2 separate regions of the Homo sapiens genome follow, and region 2 is linked to region 1. A link is an interaction called in ENCODE POLR2A ChIA-PET data of the cell type or tissue named here. Cell type or tissue: GM12878. All regions are shown on one strand. Links, peaks and the distances in the headings refer to the core of each region. The heading gives the core; the rest is flanking DNA. Region 1 overlaps SLC38A9 (solute carrier family 38 member 9). Region 2 overlaps ANKRD55 (ankyrin repeat domain 55).

Evidence for each region. ChIA-PET counts read pairs that join two places held together with the same protein. Peaks named below come from ENCODE experiments on the same cell type or tissue, not always from the same donor. Only the 100,000 strongest peaks of a DNase experiment are listed, where the experiment ranks them.
Region 2: POLR2A ChIA-PET joins it to region 1 with 5 read pairs; 1 of 35 experiments calls an interaction of 5 or more read pairs at or near these places.

What each region holds. Positions count from the first base shown.
Region 1 is chr5:55,623,817-55,626,734 of GRCh38, reverse strand. SLC38A9 (solute carrier family 38 member 9) reads left to right here. Exons shown (of 16, transcript NM_173514.4): 16 at 76-887. The coding sequence ends at 241. Among named protein-coding and RNA genes, the nearest start is that of SLC38A9, 87 kb to the left of the region's middle. RefSeq lists an enhancer at 579-1,393. In GM12878, for the core only: no CTCF peak of the experiment used is centred there; no DNase peak of the experiment used is centred there; H3K27ac peaks cover 792 bases.
Region 2 is chr5:56,173,568-56,176,485 of GRCh38, reverse strand. It overlaps ANKRD55 (ankyrin repeat domain 55), which reads left to right. Exons shown (of 12, transcript NM_024669.3): 4 at 204-334. Among named protein-coding and RNA genes, the nearest start is that of ANKRD55, 58 kb to the left of the region's middle. In GM12878, for the core only: no CTCF peak of the experiment used is centred there; a DNase peak (open chromatin) is centred at 1,367.

The sequences.
Region 1 (2,918 bases), core at 213-2,712:
TTGTACTATGTTTACCTTAATTGTAAAAAGCAAAGTGCAAGATGAATATTAACCCCAAAAGCTTTTATTTTGCAGATATTCAGGAGCAGCATGTGGACTGGCCTTTGTATTCATATACCCATCTCTCATCTATATAATTTCCCTCCACCAAGAAGAGCGTCTGACATGGCCTAAATTAATCTTCCACGTTTTCATCATCATTTTGGGCGTGGCTAACCTGATTGTTCAGTTTTTTATGTGAAATACCTCAACTGTTTTTTTCAAGAGCTCTCATGATATTTTGAGCCTTGACAACAGTTCTATATAAATTCACTTGTAAATGCTGCTGTTGTGTAATTCTAAATATTTTCTAAGATAATTTGAAAGCAAGGGAAATAGTGGCCCCTTAATGAGTATTTTTTTATTGGGGTGGGGAAAGGGGCAAAAAGAATGATCTTAGTGTCTTTACCTTTCTCATATTAACTCACCTCTTTATTCTGTGGTCTTTTCTGAATAGAAATGTATGCCCTAGGAAGAAATCATGCTGGGTTTTGCTTTTAGAGATAAAAGGTGGTGGATTTATTTTGCCTGCAGTAAAGATTCTCAGGGTGTCAGAGCAGCATATTGTCAAATCCTGCTTCTGTTTTATGTTTCAGTGTATTCACTTTCATTTTCTTACTTACTAGACCATTTCTGCAGTTTGCCCAAACCTCTACTGTTTGGGACAGTAAGCCAAATACCTCATTTTTAAAAAGAAGTTTTCATGGCATCAGTGTTAATAAAGTACATTTTTAACTGAGTCTTAATCTCTATTTGAAGAAAAAGTAGAGACAAAAGTAATGTCAATGTAATCCCCAGGATCATGAAATGTATACAAAATAAATAAAGTAGGAGAGTTTGTTGCTGTCTAACTCCTCTTTTATTTCTAATCCAGTACCAGTGACTTAGATCGAAATTACAGTTCCCCAAGCCAGACTTTGCATAAGAACAAGAATGATTGTCCCCATAGACCCAGGGGGTGCTTTTGCTTTTTGGATCCCTGAGATCCCAGCGTAGGCTGTCATGATGGACCCAGTGGGGAAAGCATGGCAGAGAGGAGCCTGAGAGGCCCATAGGGGAGACGGCGAACAGAGAAGGGGCCAGGGAGGAAGAGGCCTCAGCCCAGCATATTTTGTGTCCTCTGGGGGTGGACTGGTTTCTGCACCACAAAAAAGGATTGATTTTGTTTGAGGTATGACCTTCAGAAAGAGACCTCCATCTGCTTACTTCTGTAACTGGCAGTACTGTTACAGGAAAGGGGTCCTGATCCAGACCGTGAGAGAAGGTTCTTGGATCTTGCGCAAGAAAGAATTCCAGGCAGGTCCACAGAGTAAAGTGAAAGCAAGTTTATTAGGAAAGTAAAGGAATAAAAGAATGGCTACTCCATAGACAAAGCAGCCCCGAGGGCTGCTGGCTGCCCATTTTTATGGTTATTTCTTGGTGATATGCTAATCAAGGGGTGGATTATTCATGCCTGCCCCTTTCAGACCATATAGGCTAACGTCCTGACATTGCCATGGCATTTGTAAACTGTCATGGCGCTGGTGGGGGTGTAGCAGTGAGAAGACCAGAGGTCACTCTCATTGCCATCTTGGTTTTGGTGGGTTTTAGTCGGCTTCTTTACTGCAACCTGTTTTATCAGCAAGATCTTTATGACCTGAATCTTGTGCCGACCTCCTGTCTTATCCTGTGACCTAGAATGCCTTAACCATCTGAGAATGCAGCCTGGCAGGTCTCAGCCTCATTTTACCCAGCTGCTATTCAAGACAGGAGTTGCTCTGGTTCACATGCCTCTGACAGTACAGAGTTAAAACCCTGTGAGAAAAACTCCTTAAATCTGAGAAAAAGATTAAGGAATCTGGATCCTTGGAATCGACGCTCTTCCCTTATTTCTTCTGAACTAAAAGCTAAACTAGTATCCACATTCACGTTTTCCAAGTAATACAGCCTCTGTGTCCAGGTCAGGATACAACATGGTGATTTTTTTTTTCTGAAAAAATTAGATTTCTCTAATTTTAAGCTAAAGTTTAAAAATCTATTGTATGTTCACCTCTCAGATAGTGTATGGATTTGTGTTATTTCCTTCCTTTGAAAAAGAAAAATGGTTTTTGCAAACCTAGTAAGGAGCCCAGATTCAAGATCAGCCTTAATTTCTTTCAGCAAAGCTTTCTGTCCTATTCATAAAGCCATAGACCTATATTAATGATGAACTGTATTTCCTAAAGCTCGTTTGTTTTAATAAAAAGTCTCATTATGAAAATCTCAAGCCCACACAAAAGTAACATGGAGTAATACGGTGAACCTCACAATGCCTATCCCCTAGATTAATAATTATAAAACTTGGCTGTATTTGCTTCACCTATCTTTTTTTTTCTTTTCCACTGAAATATTGTCAATCTCAGATGTTATTTCATCACTACAAACCTTAATTTACAGCTATTAGTAATAGCCTTTTGAACATAGTTACATTGATGGAAATAGTCTCAAAAGTTTTTGTTCACATAAATTGCTGGTAGTAGGAGTTCGGTTAATTGGAAAATTCTGCAGTAGGTGTCAGATCACTGTGTTAATTTCTCTTAGAAAAGGAGTATAATGAATGGAGAAAGTGCTTCTCTGTGCTTGAGAGCCCCTGAATCTTTATGACTTCAGAATCTTATTCAGTTAAGAGACATAGGATTCAAAAGCCAGACAGCACTGGGAGCGATCTAGGCTTAATCCCAGTTTATCCCCAGTCACCTTCCTTCTCTGTAAAAACTTCAGAAACAGGGCTGGGCACTGTGGCTCATGCCTGTCATCCCAGTTCTTTGAGAGGTGGAGACAGAGTTTCATTGCCACTTTTCAATAATGTACTTGAATGTTTTAACACATGGAAAAAATGATTTAATATATTTTTGTCCATT
Region 2 (2,918 bases), core at 148-2,647, 550 kb before region 1:
ATTGCAGAAGATTGAAAAGAGCCAGTAAAAAAAATACATAGTTTATAGAGATGTAGCAACAATCAGCTTCATCTCCCTTCAGTCCCATACAAACAGCTGGGTTTGTATTGCAAATAGCAAAATAAATGAACAGGCCAATAAAGCCTGCTCATCAGTTTCATGGGTCACACATGTTTAAAGGCTGTTGAAATGTCTCATTCCAGGATGCACGCCCTTGATGCATGCGGTTTCTGGACGTCAAGCGGACACAGTGAAGCTGCTGTTGAAGATGGGAGCCAATATTAACATGCAGGATGCTTATGGCCGCACAAGTTTATGCCTGGCCACCTACCTGGTACTGACTTGTGCCTGTCACAGGGTGGAAGGAGCAGGGTAGGCGAAGGGTGTCATTATGGGGTCCCAGTTGCAAAGGAGCATTCTTGGATCTATGCAGCTGGCTAAAGGAGCTGGAACTTGAAGCTTTACTCCAATCATCTTCAACGTTTATATCCCCACTTAGAGTTGGTTTCATGAATTTGGGCCATTTTGGATCTTCCTAACAATCCTCTAAGATAGAGGTGATATGGCCATTAGGGAAACATTCTTTTCTATCTTAATGGCATCAGAATTTCTCTTGGGATATTTCTGGACACACTTGGTGCTTCTAAAAACAATCTCCCTAAATAACCCCAACAGGGTGGGAATACTGTGAAGATCCAATTAACATCTGTGGGGTAGGATTGGTTGAGTAGAAGCTTGAGGCTAAGGAATGTGGAGAACAACGAGAACTGGGGAAGGTGGTGGGAGGGACTGGAAGATAAAGAACAGGGGAGACAAAGCAGGCTCTTAAAGGGACAACGCCAAGCAGATGACTCAGCCCACAATCAGGGCTCAATTTAACAACTGTGTCATAATACTAGTCCTCACCGGTAGAGATTTCAGTTCAGCATTTCCCAACATTAGAGCAAGCCTGGTTAAGCCTTACTGAAAATCCTCAAGACCCTCTCCTCTCAAACTCTTCCTGCAATCCTTTTGGGAGGTCCTAGGGGTGCCTTGAGTCCATGTCAAACAAGTCCTAACCACCACATGGAGGTCATCCTTTTTCTTCCTCTCCAGAGAGGTACCCAGAAATCTTCACTATGACCACCATTGCTACCAGTGCAGCTTCTTGCATTTGCTATGGCTTGCATTTGCTATTGCTGCCCACTGATGGTGGTGAATTCACTCTGGACCAGCCCCATTGAGGGTGTCCTGCTGAATTAAATCACTTCCCTTTCCCAAACACCACCCCTTTCTGCCATGACCTATCATAGATTGCAATGAAGCATTGCCCAAGTCTCACAGAGATTTCCTTTAGAGCCTACTTTTTCATTTTCTATTTGTGCTCTCTCTCTAGAACTCACATGCAAATCTGGGAAGAAATTTTCAAACTGTGGTCCACAGATCTTTTGTGTCAATATCCCTTGGGGTGCTTGTTTCAAATGCAAATGCCAGGCTGGTCTGATGGTAGAGGGTTATCAGAACTTATTCACATTAGTGTCAAATGCAGGTACCAGGGGTATACCCTAGACCTTCTGAGTCAGATACTCTGGGAGCAGGACTGGGGTAGTTGGTGTTGGGGGAGTCTGCATGTTGAACAAACCTCCTTGGCAATTTTTTTTTTTTTTTTTTTTTTTGAGACAGAGTCTCACTCTGTCACCAGGCTGGAGTGCAGTGGTGCGATCTCAGCTCACTGCAGACTCTGCCTCCCAGGTTCAAGCGATTCTCCTGCCATAGCCTCCCAGGTAGCTGGGACTACAGGCATGCACCACCACACCCAGCTAATTTTTGTATTTTTAGTAGAGACAGGGTTTCACCATGTTGGCCAGGATGGTCTCGATCTCTTGACCTCATGATCTGCCCGCCTCAGCCTCCCAGGCGATTTTTAAAAACTTGCCCATCAAGTTTAAAAGCCACTGGTCTGTGCATATTAGCCGAAGTCCCATATCTCAGACAGACATATGGCTGTCCTCCTAGCCCCCTCCCTTCTAGCACATGCCTTAAGAACTGCTCTTGCTATGGACTTTTCCAGTGTCTGAGCTGAAGAAAAGAGAAAACTGGGATAAGGGGGTAGAGGAAGGGCATAGAAGGGGTTTCTAAAGTTGACTGCCACTAGCAAATAGAATGTAGTGAAAGCAAACTGTCCCCCTTTCAAAGTTCAAAAATTCAAAATTTTACATTTCTTTGACTAGAGAGCTATGCAAGGGACTGGGAAGAAGTACTCCTCTAAATCACGGTGAATAATGATGGACACCCTTGGAGCCTGGAAAGTTGACACCTTTGCAGACAACTCTTTCTAGGAATATATTCTAAGGGCTGCATGAGAAGAGTCTGCCAGCAGGACACCATGTGGTGCCACCTTTTTAACTCTGCCCCCATCTCCCTGTGGCTCCCCAAGGCAGGACCCTCCATTGTTCTGCTGGGGCTCACGGGAAGCAGTTGTCCTGGGGACTGCACTGTGAAGCTTATCCCTCCCTCCTGGCAATGTTCAAATTCAAGAATTAAAGAAAAATGTCGCAAACGGGACACTTAGAAGTTAAGTCTCAGCCACAACTCTGAACTCAGTATACAAAAAAACCTTACCACAGATGTGTCAAACTCAAATAAAATATGTAGAGTTGAGGCCAGGCACGGTGGCTCACGCCTGTAATCCCGCTACTTTGGGAGGCCAAGAGGCTAGAGGATCACCTGAGGTTGGGAGTTTGAGACCAGCCTGACCAACATGGAGAAACCCTGTCTCTACTAAAAATACAAAATTAGTCGGGCGTGGTGGCGCATGCCTGTAATTCCAGGTACTCGGGAGGCTGAGGCAGGAGAATCACCTGAACCCAGGAGGAGGCGGAAGTTGTGGTGAGCCAAGATATATATATATATATATATATATAGAGAGAGAGAGAGAG